Linked DNA regions of Mus musculus: region 2 is linked to region 1. The links are chromatin loops, found by intact Hi-C in ENCODE. Cell type or tissue: heart. All regions are shown on one strand.

What was found. Hi-C counts contacts between places; a loop is a spot of excess contacts. Peaks named below come from ENCODE experiments on the same cell type or tissue, not always from the same donor. Only the 100,000 strongest peaks of a DNase experiment are listed, where the experiment ranks them.
Region 2: it touches region 1 in a loop (2.0-fold over the local background); 12 of 42 quality-filtered maps call a loop at or near these places.

What each region holds. Positions count from the first base shown.
Region 1 is chr1:144,000,234-144,008,233 of GRCm38, forward strand. It overlaps Rgs2 (regulator of G-protein signaling 2), which reads right to left and starts at 3,916. Exons shown (of 5, transcript NM_009061.4): 1 at 3,776-3,916; 2 at 2,719-2,820; 3 at 2,547-2,608; 4 at 1,883-2,049; 5 at 1-1,641. The coding sequence starts at 3,885. The coding sequence ends at 1,447. In heart, CTCF peaks have their summits at 4,352 and 6,574 (motif pointing left); DNase peaks (open chromatin) are centred at 2,608, 4,008 and 6,508; H3K4me3 peaks cover 2,643 bases; H3K27ac peaks cover 2,523 bases.
Region 2 is chr1:143,914,285-143,922,284 of GRCm38, forward strand. No RefSeq gene overlaps it. Among named protein-coding and RNA genes, the nearest start is that of Gm41964, 20 kb to the right of the region's middle. In heart, no CTCF peak of the experiment used is centred here; DNase peaks (open chromatin) are centred at 2,497 and 3,497.

The DNA of each region.
Region 1 (8,000 bases):
TATCCAGGGAGGGCCCAGGGACACAAAGCGATGGGATGTCATTGAGTTAAGGTCTTCCAATTTCAAGCTGAGGGTGCCCCCCATCTCCTCCCATTTACTAAAACTTCCAGATATAGAAAATTTGCTTCAGAAAGGGAATTCCTCCAAATTAGCCAGAATGAAGGCTTTTCTCAGCTAGAACATATTCCTGCATTTAGTGCAAGCAAAGCACTTGCTTTCTTCTTCAGTGTTACCCAGAGTAGCACAGATTATTAGCCAAATGAAGGCAGGAGGTGCAGGAAACTTGGGGTTTTCGTATTGCCCCATCACAGAAGAAAGAACTGACCAGGTTCTTGCCCATGCCAGGTGTCTGGAACCAAGCATACGCCAGGCAGGCCCACATTTACACGAACCTTTTCCTTTTCTTAGGCTGTTTGGCCCTGTAACTTTACTTACTAATATTTAGCTGGTCCTTAACACACAGGTCAATGCTCTTTTTTTCTTTTTCTTTTATTAAATAACACATTTGACTTTCACAATGAGTGGTTCTAGGAATGTGGTCTGATGTTTTTAAGACTACATAATGTCTATAGGTTTAAGGAGAACATCTTCCTCGAAGCAAGCATTTCCCACTTCTCAGCTGTTGATTTCTCAGTGGGCAGGTACAACAATTGATCCACACTGATACCTCTTTGCTAGAAAGTTCTTTTCTCTGATAGCTGACATATTTCCAGTTACTGAAATCAAACAACAGAACCACATCGGGACTTCCAAATGTTCAATGACATTATTTAGCAAAATAAATTTATTAAAAGTATTCAAAAACCACTTCAAAGTTTAGCTGCCCGCAAGACAGTTTTTGGCACTCGTAACAGACGCTGGTTCTACAGCACGGCACAGCATTCGGTCCATCACACACACCATTTAACAACTCAAACATACTTCTCAGTTTCAGTGATACGTGACACACTAGTACTAATGATCTGTAGTCCTAAGAACGTCAACACCCTTGCACACAGTAAACATTGTAATGTTACTTAGTACTAAAATATTAAAACTAGAACTAACACCACTATGTGGTAACATGGACTAGTTTAGGGAAGGTGTACAGCCAACTAGCTAAGGCCACATAATCCCAGACCTATTGATTTTAAATGCTCCAACAACATTGCATCGGATCTTTCATCTCAAACTCTGCTTTCCCGACAAGGAGGAAGAACACATTCAGAGGCCTGTTCCCTCCCTCTGTTCTTCACACAGTGAGGGAAGCCGTTCTCACACAGAGCCTCTCCTAGGTTGCTGACTTCCTGATTCACTACCCAACATTGAATCAATAGTTCTGAGCGATGTTTTCCTAACACTCAGGCTGAATTCAAGGTCAGTTTTTTTTTTTTTTCTGGCAGGTCACAGCCTTTGCTCTTGGGAGACAGAATGGAATGTCCTTTGTGTGTGGGGGGACTCCTGGTCTCATGTAGCATGGGGCTCCGTGGTGATCTGTGGCTTTTTACATAAGTCCTGGTAGAATTCGGACTCCAAGAACCGAGGATAAGAATTGTTCTCCATCAAACTGTACACCCTCTTCTGAGCTGTGGTGAAGCAGCCACTTGTAGCCTCTTGGATATTTTGGGCAATCAGAGATTTCGTTTGGAAGTCTATGTTTATCTGAAAGAACAAAACAAAAGTCCATTTATTGGCTAGTCAACACTGCAGATTGATGCTTAATAATAAAACATAAAGGTGTAACTTGTGATCAGTTATAACTGTCAACTTTGGAGAAACTTAAATGTTAGGACAGCTGGGATGAGAGGCGCACAGGGCTCTTCTCACTTGTGCTTGAATGTGGTGTATTCAAGTCTCAGGTTTCAACAGTGTTGAAGGTGATCTGAGGCGCCTGTCTTCTTACCTCTTTGGGAGCTTCCTTCTCTATGAAGTCGGTATAGATTTTCCTTGCTTTTGAGGACAGTTTTTGGGGTGATTTGGTTTTTTTGAAGTCTTCACAAGCCAACCAGAATTCAATGTTTTCTTCACAGAACTCGGACTTTAAAAACGCCCTGAATGCAGCCAGCCCATCTGGAAGCACAGGAAAAGCAGCATGAATGGAACGACCGAATTATACACAGTTCTTCTGCACAAAATGATCAGTTTCCTAGACTTCATTCAAGCCTGTCATTCTCTAGGTCTGGCTCTTTAAGCACTAAGATGCCAGTAGGCAAAAATGCTTAAGTTTGTAGTCTGCAACAAAAGTATACTTAACTTCACTGGCACTGCAAGACCAGTGTTTATAGGCCATAAGTTCACTAGGAACTAGGGCTTTTGAAAATATTCTATGCAATGGAAAAGCTGACTCAACCACAGCCTGAGTAACTGGCATTTTAATTTTTAGGCTAACTTTTCTTCCCCACCTGAGGTGAATACCTCTTGCTTCCCCATGATTAAACCCAGTGATATAAGGGAAAGAAAAAGAGGCTTTGAACTGTCAGTGGTGGTAATGTCTAATGCACTTCTTGCAATCATTTCTAGGCTTTTAAAGATACTGGTGAGAGATCACATTCAAGAGGTGAACTTACATTTACTGGCCAGCAGTTCATCAAATGCTTCTGCCCAGAGCTGCGCTTCCTCAGGAGAAGGCCTGCAAGAGAAGTTCCGCAAATGAGCTCCCCAACACACATCAGTTCCCCTTCCCCTTTTGCTTGGCTTGGTTAGATATTCATCTCTGTAACTACAGGATCCGAAACTTACTTGATAAAAGTTTGCTGTTTGCTTTTCTTGCCAGTTTTGGGCTTCCCAGGAGCAGAGGAATTCTGCAAGAAGTAGCTCAAACGGGTCTTCCAATCCTTTAAGCTGGAAAAAAAAAGAGAGAAAAAAAAAATACTTCAAGTGGCAATTCTTGAACGGTCAAACTATCATCAGCTGCAGTAGCTACAAACAAAGCAGATGAGTCTCTCCCTCTTAGCTTTTAAACCCAGCACCTCAGAACACAGTTTTATCCATTCATCCGACTATAATGAGCTTTACAAGCAGGATAGGACTACATAACAGCCAGGGTATTTTAAATTTTCACCAGTTATTTCTGACCTAATAAACAGGTAGTGGATTTTCTGCATGGTTAAACTACAGCTTGCTGTCATTTTTCAATTGAGAACAGCAGTCTTGACCCAGCTGATGTTTCTTCCCTTTCTGCACTGGGGGTAGGAGGGTCTGCACTATGCCAGAGACAATGCATAGGTGTGTGTGTGTGTGTGTGTGTGTGTGTGTGTGTGTGTGTGTGTGTGTGATGGATTCCCTAGCTCCCCTCTGCGACCGCCCACAGTGCTTCTCCGCAGCAGATACTGCAGAGCAAATTACTCATTCCATAGTCGTGACTGGGTGAGCCCTACTTTATGATTTAAAAATGGATCTCATACATTGCGAATCAACTCAAACATCTCCACCCAGCAGCTATGCAAGCAGCTCAGAACTAACAATGCAACGTCCAGACGCCGGTGGACGTTATTCAGCTACAGGATTCTGATGCCACATTAAATGCAGAACAAAAAGCCAACCAGCCCTTCTCAGATCATCTACCGCCACCTTCTTCAACCATTTCCTATAGTTCCTAAACTCTCGGAGCTCACATAGAAAAAAAGCAAATACCACCATATCTAGCAAGCTAACCCCCCACCCCCCAAGCCCCCACACTTTCTCTGCAGAGGTGCAGACTAGAGAGCATTCAAAGCCGAGATCGAGGGAAGGTAGGTCCCTAGCAGCAAAGCCAGGCTGGGTATGAAGAGCTCTTCGGGAGACAGGGCATACTCACAGTGTCCGCTTCATTTTCTCCCGCTTCTCCTCGACCTTGGGGCCGTTGCCTGCACTCTTGTCCATGGGTACGCAGTCGTGCTGGACAGCCAGGAACATGGCACTTTGCATTCTCAGACTCCCGCGGCCACCGCAGCTGTTTGAGGCCGGGAGCGCGCCGCGGGCTTTTAAGGCGGGCGGCGGCATAGGGGCGGGACCTGGAGGCGTCAGCCACGCCCCAAGAGAGCGCGGATTGGCTCGCTGCAGACGGCACGAGGGCGGAGTCGCCCCGGCCTGTGGCAGTCACGGCAGCCCCCGAAGGGCCTGGAAGCGAGGGCGCTGTTGACGTAGGCGCCGCATCCTCGTGCGCACACAGGGTGGGAGGTGGCGGGCGGGGACACAGAGAGATTTGGTAGGCACTTCGGGCAGCCACGCGGTGAAGGGTCTCCGAGTTCTTGGCTTTTCCTTTACTGAAGACCGTACCTTTTACTCGTGTGCGTGTGTGTGTGTGTGTTCGCGCGCGCCCCACCTTTGTATCTATTGTTCATCCGGACACCCATAAACTGCAGCTGGGATGGGGAGAGCCCTGCTGGCTGCACTCAGCAACTCTACCTATTTTAGAGAAGGAAATCAAACAACTAGAAAAACCTGAAATATGGACTGTTGAGTAAGGTGCTGTAGCTCGCTCAGGCACCTTGGAATTCCTAAAGGGAATTCCACGCTACTCAGGGAGGAAGCGGGAGAAAGTTTCTATTAAAACCTGGTGTTTTAACCAGTTCTGCAGTTTTGATCTTTAAATGCATGGCTGCAGCAGGCTGTGGCTTTGCAGGGTCGTTCCCCAGGAGACCCGAGGGGCATCTCCTGCGGGGCACAGCAAAGATCAGAGAGATAGGTGAGAAATACAAAGGGAAACCCAGGATCTCGCAGTTCTGCTGCACACGGATCATGTGTAGTTTCAGAGCGTAAGGAATCAGGATTTCCTCATGAGTCATTCACGGTTGAACAGATTTAGGAATTACTAGATGTTCAACTGCTTAAGTTAAGGTGGCGGTGCAGTGGGGGCTAGAGCTAGATGTGAGAGCCGGTTGGTGTAAAGAATTTGTTTGGGTAAGCTTCATTTGTGAGAACCCCTGTCTCTGCTCCTGCAGGGTTTAATAAGCCCTGATTTGTAAGAACTAATACATGACTTCAACTACAAACTGATTCAGCTTCCTATGTTACCAGAATGATGCGGCGGAATACCTAAGTGGTTTTCCCATAAAGTCTGAACAGACTAACAAAAAGGTACGGCTTAGGCTCTAGTTATTCTGATTCATACTAGATCTACTAAAAGGAAAATGAAGACCCATTCTCAAACTGGGAACCAAGCAACACATTGTGACAAGCTGAGGGTAGTTTGAGTCAGAGATCAAAGTCTGCAGTCGCTAATGAAGAAGATTGGTATAGCCTTATTATAGAAGGAATATCATTTCGATTTTAGCAACAAATACTTGATAGCATGCTTATGAATCTGTAAGATGAAATTTTTAATAAGCCGAAAAGATCTGCACTGTTTCTACATTTGCTTTAATTTCTGACGATTTAATACATATTTATTAAGCTTGTGTTAATAAAATAGTGTTGCTCGTTAAAATATCTGTAATGTGCAGGCATAGTTGACTTTTTTTTAACAATACAAAACAGGACTTTTTTTTTCTTACAACCCTGGGTATTAAAATCATCAATATAGGTCAGGTGACCCTTGACACTTGTGGCTGTTAGCAGGTGTAATCAGAGCCAGTAGTTGCTAAGTCTCTGTTAGGGCAGTCACTTTCCTCCTGCCTGAGCCCTAATTTCTCATGACTAAGAGCAGCAATGTGATTTTTTCTTCTCCTTTTTTTTTTTTTTTTTTTTTGCCAGTCTCAAAAGATACTATGCAAATCTTGCATTTAAGACCCTTTGTAATGGCAACAAAGTGCATTATTTTGCACATACAAACAGAGCAATGTCAAGCTAGCTTTTCAGCATAAAAAATCTGTAAGAAGTAACTCAAAATTAATTAGGTTCTAAATGTGTAAATTCTATCAACTAGCAAGATAATGCAGTTTGTGTGTGTGTGTGTCAAGCTTATGACAAATTGATGTTTATATAATAAATGAGTAAGGACAAGAAACAAAATAGTTCATATTTAGCACCTTCAAGATCTTTAAACCTGAAAAGCTCTGCTCTTTTTATACATTAACAAAGTGAATTTACATGTGCCCTACTAACTAGTTGAAAGGTAGACCACCCTAGATGATTTTTGTATTTAATCCACTTTAATACTTTTTTTTTCTCTACAAGCCTTTTCAGACTGACAATTGGAAGTAAGTCACAAAATTATTTTTTCTCCCTGGAAATCGTGGATAAATTTACAACCACTGGTAATTTTGGGAGTTTAGGCAGTATCTACTACAGACAGACACCTTTTTTCTTGAGAAGACACCACATGGCACTGGGAGGGAATATAGTGGCAGAATGCTTGTTGAGCACGAAGGGGCCCTGGATTCTATCTCCACCAAAAATACCCCCCCCCCCCCAGGTCTTTTTCAAAACCGGCTTTCATATTTAAAGTAATAGCTTCATGTCTGGCAACTTCCCTTTAGAGTTTGTTGTTGTTACAGTTGGCTTTTAGGTAAATAGGATTGCTAAATACTAAGATGACACACAGTTTCCATTTTGTGGTGGCGGAAGCAGCAATGCAGTGGGTTGAAAAAAGACTGGCCGGCAAAGCCACAGCCTGAGATCTGCTGATAAACAAAGCGTAGGTTTCCATTTTGAAGCTGCCATGCCCTCTGCTGGAGCTGCCTGAGCGCATGCCGCTGGATTCTCCCACAGCGCAGACTTTTTTTCCTTTTCCAAACAATACCACACAGATAACACGAAGGATACAATGTCTCACTTGCCAAACACCTATCTTCTTCATTAATTCATTGTTATGAATATTTATATACTAACTCATGCTCTAGTAATTTAAAGCCAATATATGCTTAAAAATTCACGGAAATATTCTGTGTATAACTAAGTGCTTAAAACAAAACAAAACAAAACAAAACAAAACACAACTTGGCAATATGTTTAGATATTAATTTGAAAGAACTCCAAAACTGTGGCTCACCTTTGTGAAATGTTCTTTTCAAATCAAGAAAACATGGGATAGGTAATTGAAAAAAAAATGTTAATAATGTTCATATAGTCAGAAATGTGACACAGGTTCTCCCCCGCACCCCCCCCCCCATTTTATTTTGTCTAACTTTTTTTGTGAAATATTTTATCAGAATGAACACATGCTTTCACAAGACTCTTTTCGTCACCCTTTTCCTCTAACATGATCTCAGATTTTAAAGTTATTATTAATTTCTTAAACGGTAACTTCTGTGCCCAGAAGCTAAGAGAGAAAATTAGTGTTTTTGTCGGGATTGTATTGCTTTAATGCTTGACCTGTGTTTCAGAGGACTTAGTCACTCAACCAGTGTGTGTCGGTGGTTTCACTTAGCCGTGGCCCTGCTTCCTCTATGCTTTGAGGTGCGTATTCCAAATGCAGGCAGGCAAGGCATTGCGAAATTTAATCACCTTCTTTACCAAAACACTGAGAATAATAGGAACCTAAGGATGTTTTTTATTTCTGAATGAAAAATGCTAACATAAACCAAATACTGCATATAGTTGTGTTCAGTAGTTGTTAAGACTGTGAGTTAAAGACTGTGCCTTTGCTGTCTAAAGCAGGGAGCTGTTGCTTGCTGTGAGTTGAAAACTGATGGGAGAATGTGGTTAGACATACTGCCTTGTACAGTAAGTTGCATAAGTGACCTGAAGACTGCAAAGTATAGAAGCAGAGACTGATTTCGCCACATGTCTTCTGACTGGAATTTTAATTTTTTGCCAGAGAAACTGGAGTGTTAGTTGGAATGGGTTTACTATTGTTCTCAAATTGGTCATGTTTGGTTAATGAAAAGTTAGATTTCGAAGGCTTATAAGCTGCCGGTCACTGGGGATGTAGCTTCCTTCACATTTCTTTTTTCACGTATGAAAGGACCATTGCAATACGAGATGTGATGCACTAGTCCCCACCCCACCCCCACAGTGTACTGAAAACTTTTAAGTAGGGAGAAATGATCTGTTTTATGTATTCTTTAGGCCTTTGATTCATAGACTACTTTATAATACTAGATAACCTTGTATATATTCTCTTCCTTCACTTTCTTTTCTTTTCTTTTTTTTTCATTTTT
Region 2 (8,000 bases), 86 kb before region 1:
CCCTGACTTAGCCTCCTGAATACTCTTGGGATTACAGGCCTGTGACCACAATGCCCAGCTTGGGTCTTCTTTTTTATACTCGGTTAGGAAATTACTTTGTTGGCCTTCAAGTCTTTGTAACTATATTCTTTGTTTTGCAAATTAATAGCTGGCTTATTTTCACTCAGCATTTCCCTTCTCAATTGGCATATAAACTGACATACAGTTGCAGCAAGGCAAATCTGCTTCATATTAGAGATGAGTGTCCATCATTTTTGCCAAGCAGAGAGGGAGAAGCTTAGTGATTACATAGTTCTGCTCAAACTAAGCATGCCTGGAAACTGTGCAGAGATACACAGAAGAACGTATGATATCTCCTGTTCTCATTTCACTTTGGGTATTACAGTTTGCCATTTGTCATCAACATTGACTTTTTATCTCATTGCAGCAAAGCTTAACAGCATCTAATTTTATCTGACTTAATGGTGGTTGCATGGCTTCTTTTCAGCAAGATTCTAATTTTCCTTTCATTTTATCATCCTGATTTTTATTTCAACTTTGCTTTTAAAGCATGTACACTGTGTTGACCTTTGGGTGGTCTTACTTTCAATACTATGAGGTCACTACACCATCACCAAAGTAACACCAATAAGCTTTTTTAGCTCACTTCCTAGCATAGAGGTTTTTTTGAATTGTTTTGTTTGTTTGTTTTGTAAAGACTTCAAAAGCAATCTTTAAAGAAATGTCAGATCAGCCAATTAAATCTCTGCCAGCAAGATCTCTTAACCCAATGTCCTTTCTTTTACTTTTATTTTATTACTCATGGAAAGAAAATTTGCTTAGCTTTGTCTTAACCTTGTATTTTGCGCATCACTTAATACTTATTGAATTTCTTCCCACTGGATGAATAGTTCTATTCTTTTGAAATAAGTGGCAATTCTTTGTACTCAGTGATTGAAATAAAAAAAAAAAGAAGTAATCCATTTACCAGATGTGCTTTGAAAATCTCATTTCTTTATAGAGATTGACTTAGTATTTCAGTTAATGTGATTCTCTTTGGACAATATGATTAGCTAAAAAAGAAAGGGTAACTACTTTCACATAATGTAATTGCTTCTCCAGGTGAGATTTGTGAATTTACCTATAGTACCTCAAACCAAACCTTTATTTATAGTTCAGTGGGTTTCTCTGATTACAGAAGAACATACTTTATGTTTTACTGTGGCAAGATAAGGCATAAAATCCTGTCCATTTTACTTTTTATATTAAATCCTAGTACACAGAGTGGGTTTATATGTAGCAAAGTAACTTTTCAGTTTCAAGTGAAAGTGTTCACTGGTTTATTAAGACATGGTCACATGTTGGGTATTTTTCTCATTAAGATTATAATCTCCTGAGACTGTATACTCTTCTGGATATCATGTAGGAACTATGTTTTTTCTCTTTTGTGTGAAAAGAGGATAAATGTTAAAAACAACAAGATTTAATTTAACAAAAGTCTAAAAACCCATAAACAACTCGATTGATTTGTCAAGTCAAAGGAATGCTGTATAGAACATTATAAAAAATCTTTCAGTGTTTTTTTCCAAACACAAATCCATTACTTTCTTTCTTTTTTATGAGTTTTTATTAGATTTGTTTATTTACATTTCAAATGTTATCCCCTTTCCTCGGAAAATCTCCTAACACCTCCCCCTTCCCCTGCTCACCAACCCGCCCCACCCACTCCCTCTTCCTGGCCCTGGCATTCCCCTTTACTGGGGCATAGAACCTTCACAGGACCAAGGGCCTCTCTTCCCATTGATGATCAACTAGGCCATCCTCTGCTACATATGCAGCTAGAGCCATGAGTCCCTTTGGTTGGTGGTTTAGTCCCAAGGAGCTCTGGGGATACTGGTTAGTTCATATTTTAGTTCCTCTGGGAGGGTTGCAAACCCCTTCAGCTCCTTGGGTACGTTCTCTAACTCCTTCATTGGGAACCCTGTGCTCAGTCCAATGGTTGGCTGTCAGCATCCAACTCTGTATTTGTCAGGCACTGGCAGAGCCTCTCAGGAGCATTACTTTCTTTTTGTTGGAAACTGTAGCTCTGTCAGGTGCACAGCTGTAGTTATAACTGTTTGTCTTCTAATGTTTCTTGAGATGAGTAACAGAATATATACATATAAAGGGTATTGAGTTTCAGTCTCAGGGTCCATTAGGGAGTGACAGTCAGTTGAGAACTGAACTGCTATTTGACTGTATCCAAAATTATTCTAATCTCTGAGTGTTTCAAAAGAGAACTTAACATTTTACAGTGATTTACAAGTTTTACTGTAGTCTTTCTTTTAGCTAGTTAACACATCTCTGCAGACGAGTTTGCAGTCCTTTCCCTCTGCAATTCGTATAGTTCACACGGAACTTGACTTCTGCTTTTTTGGCTGTCTAACTTCTCCTCTTTTAGATCATACGATGATAAACAGCACTTCCTCTGAGAGCATTCTCAGTCTGCCTGGGTCTGGGTTAGTTTCCGGACTGGCGAGACCGAGCTGTGGCCTGCTCCCTGCAGCAGCCTGTAGTGTGACCGTCTCCACAGCACAATTTTAGTGAGGCCTGGCTTCATCTCTGTCTTTTCATGTCTTTCCTCACCTGTTCAGCAAATGTGCAATGGGCATCTCTGCTTGTCTCTAATAGGCTCTGCTACCTTAGCCGTCAACTGTTGAAACCTTCCCTAGCTTGGGGAGCTTGACGTGAGGAATACTAGACAGGAGATATTCTTCCACAGTATACTGGGTGATGACTCTCTTTTACTGTCTTGTTAGGAAGAGGAACTAGCTCCCCTTTTATTTACATGTTCCTTCACCAGGCTGGACAGGCAGATAGTTTTTCTTGTTGGAAAAAAATGTCAGTACCATATCCTTTAGCCTTGGTAGAGATCATTTTTCCTCAACTGTTGCCAACTTCCTCCCCCCTCCATTAAATTTTAGCACCACAAGCATACTGCGTTTCTGTGGATTGCCTTTGAAGATCCATGGATCACTGTGTCTTTTCTTTACAACCCAAGAATACGTTTTTGGTCTTTTTGGGTCTGTTGCTCGGTGTTTGGTTGTGCTGATGTTGCAATTACTATCAAGTGTCAGTGGCCAGGAAATGGGGGAGATCCACAGAGGGGCATTTGACTTTTTCAACCTTTCCTAGCTTCTCCCAGTTAGAGAAAAAGACGGTATGACGCATTCCAGTTTCTCTGGGAGATGGTCTTGTATATCTATAAGGGCCTCAAGTGTCCTGTCTGTCTGTCTGTCTGTCTCTCTTTTTCTCTCTCTCCCCTCCCTCCCTCCCTTTTCTGCCTGCCTGTCTTCCTTTCTTTTACCCAAAAGGGAGGTGTGCTGTGGTTTCTAGAGGCAGGATCCAGGTCTGAGCTCTTCCAAATTTGGCAAAAGCTCCTGGCACGTTTTTCCCCCTGAGCTCTCTTGTTTAGTTCCCTGAGCTGTTTGGGGACATCTGCAGCTGAAGAACAATCTTCTCTCCTGGGGGTGGAGAAAGGGCCACGTGACTTCTCCCTTCTCGTGTCTCGTGGCACACTGGGTGTTTGTAGCCAAACTATCCTGGGCTCTGGAGAATCTCACAACGCAAACAGCTTGCCTTTTGAGGCTTGGGCATATGTTCTAGGCAGTCTGAAGCCTGCTTGCATGAGTTCTGTGACTCCCTCCACTCTGCCAAGACCAGCTGGCTGTTATTAGTTCTGTATCTTTTGTTCTCCCCAGCTCAGTCTAAATACAATTTCATAAATATTGACTGGGGTGATTTATACTGAACTTCATGAGATTGAACTACAGATGAGCAGGTGAAATGTTGGGCAATTTTAAATAGCTTGTTTAAGGTTGCCCAGTTTGAGAAATAGGGTAACTTCAGAATCTGAACCCAGTTTTTTTTCTGACTCACCTGCATTATGTTACCCTCATCTTCCAAACTGGGTGACAAAGCACGTTGCTTACGGACATTTCTCTCACGCAGTGCTTTGTATGCTTGGGTATGGAGAGAAGCTGTGTAGGCTGGCAATGAGGATGCACCAGTCTCAGCCCCATAGTGGTGTTGTTCAGAACACTGAAGCACCCTTTGAGACTTGGCAGATCTCGAATTATAACCTAACTTCTTTATGGTACTTTTGGTAGAAGGTCTCAGAAAGGCCAGATGTAGAAAGCAGGGCGCCATCATCTTTGAAGATTCTACGTACTGTGCTTGTATTGTGGTAGTTTATCCAGTCTGCTTTGTCAACTACTGGTGCCCTTTACTCGAGGTCATTATACATGCTAGTTGTGTTTCATTTGAGGAACTAAGTATATTAGGAAAGAGGGCTCATTTCAGGCCGAGGCTTGACTAAGATAGCCGAAAACAGAGGAGTTCCTCAAACCTCAGATTACAAAATAAAAAAAAAAATAGAAATAACAAAAAGTGTCACCTTCAAAAACTAAACAAAAAATGCATTTCTTTTTTTTTTTTCCATTTTTTATTAGGTATTTAACTCATTTACATTTCCAATGCTATACCAAAAGTCCCCCATATCCACCCACCCCCACTCCCCTGCCCACCCACTCCCCCTTTTTGGCCCTGGTATTCCCCTGTACTGGGGCATATAAAGTTTGCAAGTCCAATGGGCCTCTCTTTCCAGTGATGGCCGACTAGGCCATCTTTTGATATATATGCAGCTAGAAAAAAATGCATTTCTTAATTTCTTGTTTTTGTTACCAGTCGGGTGATGGTAAAGAACAGTTGCCACATCCTGTTGGTTTTGCCCTACACCCCCGCCCCTACCAACCGCTCCCCCTGGGAGCTGGCCTGCAATTGTGTCTCTATCCTGTAACCCTACCTCCTTTGGTGTTGAGAACTTGTTCCTGTGCTTGAGCTACATAAAAAGATCCCTTCAACTCTCGGTGTCTTGGGTTGCAACTTGGAAGCCTGTGCTTTCTCTGGCACAGGCTGTGTCCTCCTCAAAGCAGCCAAGAAGTGCCCTACTTTCTCTTTTGTACCGCACAAGGAGAAGGGAGGCTTGAACCTGGGGGCATTGTTGAGAGACAGGCCTGATGCTATCACAGTCTTTCCATTTCTGTTATGGAAGAATTAACTTTGAACGTGTTCCTAAAGCTTAAATCGAGCATGTTCCACATGTCCCTTAAGCATAAGTTCCTTTGGAAAAGAAGAAATGTTCCAGTTAATATCCTGTCCCACAGAGAGGAAAACAGCCAGCAGCCACTCAAGAAAAGACTCAATTGTGATTCTTCCTGGTTGTTGGGTTTCCTGTGTCACAAATGATGTACAAGCATCATCGACTCTCTCTGTCTTTAAAAGAGCCTGTATGCACTGATTTTCCTCAAGACTGACTAAGGTTGTTTCCTTTTGATCCAGCCATTTAATCATCATGAAATTCGTCACTGAAGTGACCAATTTTAGCTTCCAAAGGAAAATGTAAACAGGAAACTACAAGTATTGGAATTATAGTTTCTAAGATCTGAAGATCTCAGGCACTTGAGGCAGCCTGGTGTGTCAAATCTCGTGCTCAGAAGACAGCTGTTTGTGATTGCTTCTTCATCTCCTGTAAACACAGGGAGGATGTTTTAAAGAGGATCCCAAATAGCCAATATATTGGGAGCACCAAGTAGCTCTCTGGAATCTATTTTTTCTTTTTTAAGACTTGAAAATGATTCTTCCAACAGCTATATCTGAGAGCTGAGCCTGCTGATATATGCTCAGGAATAGCTTAATAAACACTAACAAAGTATTCTCATGCATTGTTACTTTCTTCTTTCATGCTTTTTCCAATAAAGAGCTAATACGTACAAAGGGGACTGTAACCCAATCCCATTGTAGTCAAGGCCTGTATGAATACCACGCTGAAATGGACAGCAGTCAATTCCCCCTTTTGCCTTTTCTGCAATCTTTTCTTTAGGAAGTTGTTTCCTTCCCGCTGCCCTTGTTTCTTCTTTGACCCTAAGATTGAAATCAAAGGCACACTTCAGGTCACTTCTCTCTCAAGGGAGCTACCATCCTCATGAGAGTCTGAATATGTATGAGTTTCCAATAATATGCGATGCTTCACTAATAGGCTCACCCTGAGGACTTAAGCCACGCTCTTGTGCTTTGTATTTATGCAGTCTTCTGTATTCTGTTCACCTCATCTTTTCAGATAGAGTGGAGGGTCTCTGCCAGCTCACTCCTCATCTATCTTAAAGTGCACGTGAGCATCAGACACTGAAGGACACGAAGCTGGGAGCTTGCCTCTTAAAATTGGAATTCCCTGCCCAGTGCTCCGTTCAGTGATGTAGTCACAGCAGCTACTCTGTAAGTGTTCACAGGAGGATGCAGCGGGTGAGAGAAAATTATCCAGTGCTGCATCGCCTCAGCCTTTACCTCTCCAACCTTCACTTCCTTACTTGAAAATTAGCAGGAGAACAGATGTTTACTCATTCATTGTCAGTACTTAGATTTGATCTTCTCATTCGCTTAATTTCGATGTGCACCCAGTACAGTAGTGGCTTTGTTAATGTAAACCTCGCAACTCTTTCCTAAAGTCTGCTTAATGTGCCTTTTCCTTCTTGCTACTGCAGACATTTTTTTTTCGTGTGTGTGTGTGTGTGTGTGTGTGTGTGTGTGTAAGAAATTGACCTAATGAAAAAATGTAAGAGGACTTCTAGTAAGAAGGTGAACTTGGTTTTGTTGTCGTTGTTTTGAAAGATGTTTACCAAAGTTTACCCCAAAGACAACTGTCTTTCCGTTCTCTCCATGCTGAAAATATGTCTGCCCATCATGTTATGTTGTAAAGTTCTGCCTTCTGGACATGACACAGCCATTGAAGTCATGAATTTATAGTAGCCGCGGTTACCTGCTCGAGAGCAGCACAGGATTGGGCTCTTCAGTGTTCTGCTGTGGATTGGAGAGGGGGTCATTCGGCCCCATTACTCCCTGAAAGGCTACTGGATATTATTTGGTTCCAAAGGAGAGGAGTCATTTCCTTCTGTGTTTTAGCCACTGCTGTTACTGAGGCTGCAGTAAATTCATTGCCCAGGGTCATGGAAATTTCTCTAATGTTCCTTGACTTGCAATTAGGCAGTCATCATGGCAGCCAGAACACGTGACATATGAGTGTCCACTCAAGAAAACCTAGGACAAAATACCTGCCAGCTAACATCAAACACACACATGTGGCTTATGATCTTCAGGTAGGCCACACTTCTAAAGCTTCCAGAACTTTCCAAAATAGTACTTAGCTGGAAATGAAGCTGTAAATACATGAATCTTTTGGAGGGATACTTTATACTCAATCTGTAACAACCAGGGTCACATGACTGTTCAATCATGCTTAGGTACAAGGTTAAGATGGGAGATTCTGGAAGACATGAAGAAACGTGCCAAAGAACAGAGCAAGCTGTGAAGTAAGATCATGAGAATAGTTTTGGCTTTCTGCATTTTGGCACCAGTCTTTAAAAGCTTCAGGAAAAGATCTTTGAAATTTTAGTAAAGGGGAGTTAATCAGATAGTGGCACCAATTATGAGGAACGTAAAATGAGTCATTTTGATGTTTCAGGACATGTAGCAGACACGCTGCCACAAGGGTAGTTTTGCCTGGCCAGAAGTGAGAATGGAGAATCTCTATTTCAAAGATTTTACTTCAAATATGGAAAGAAGGGCTGGAGAGATGGCTCAGTGGTTAAGAGTTTATATTACTCTTCCAGTGGTCTGATGTAGGTATTGGTTCCCAGCACCTACATCAGGTGGCTCACAACTGCTTCTAACTTCAGTTCTGGGGAAAAAAACCACCCATGACTTCCATGGGCACATGTGCTCACATGCACCCTCTGCAATAGACACAACTGAAAATAAAATAAATCTTTAAAAATGAGGAAGAGAGAAAGACTTAGGGATTTTATACCTTCAACTCCCTTTGAAATTAGTTTTGCTTGAATGACTAGCCAAATAAAACTTAAATTTTATCCAGTAGTAGAGGGCACTCTAGGTAAATTTTCAAGCAAGATCTCTTGTCACTACCTCCC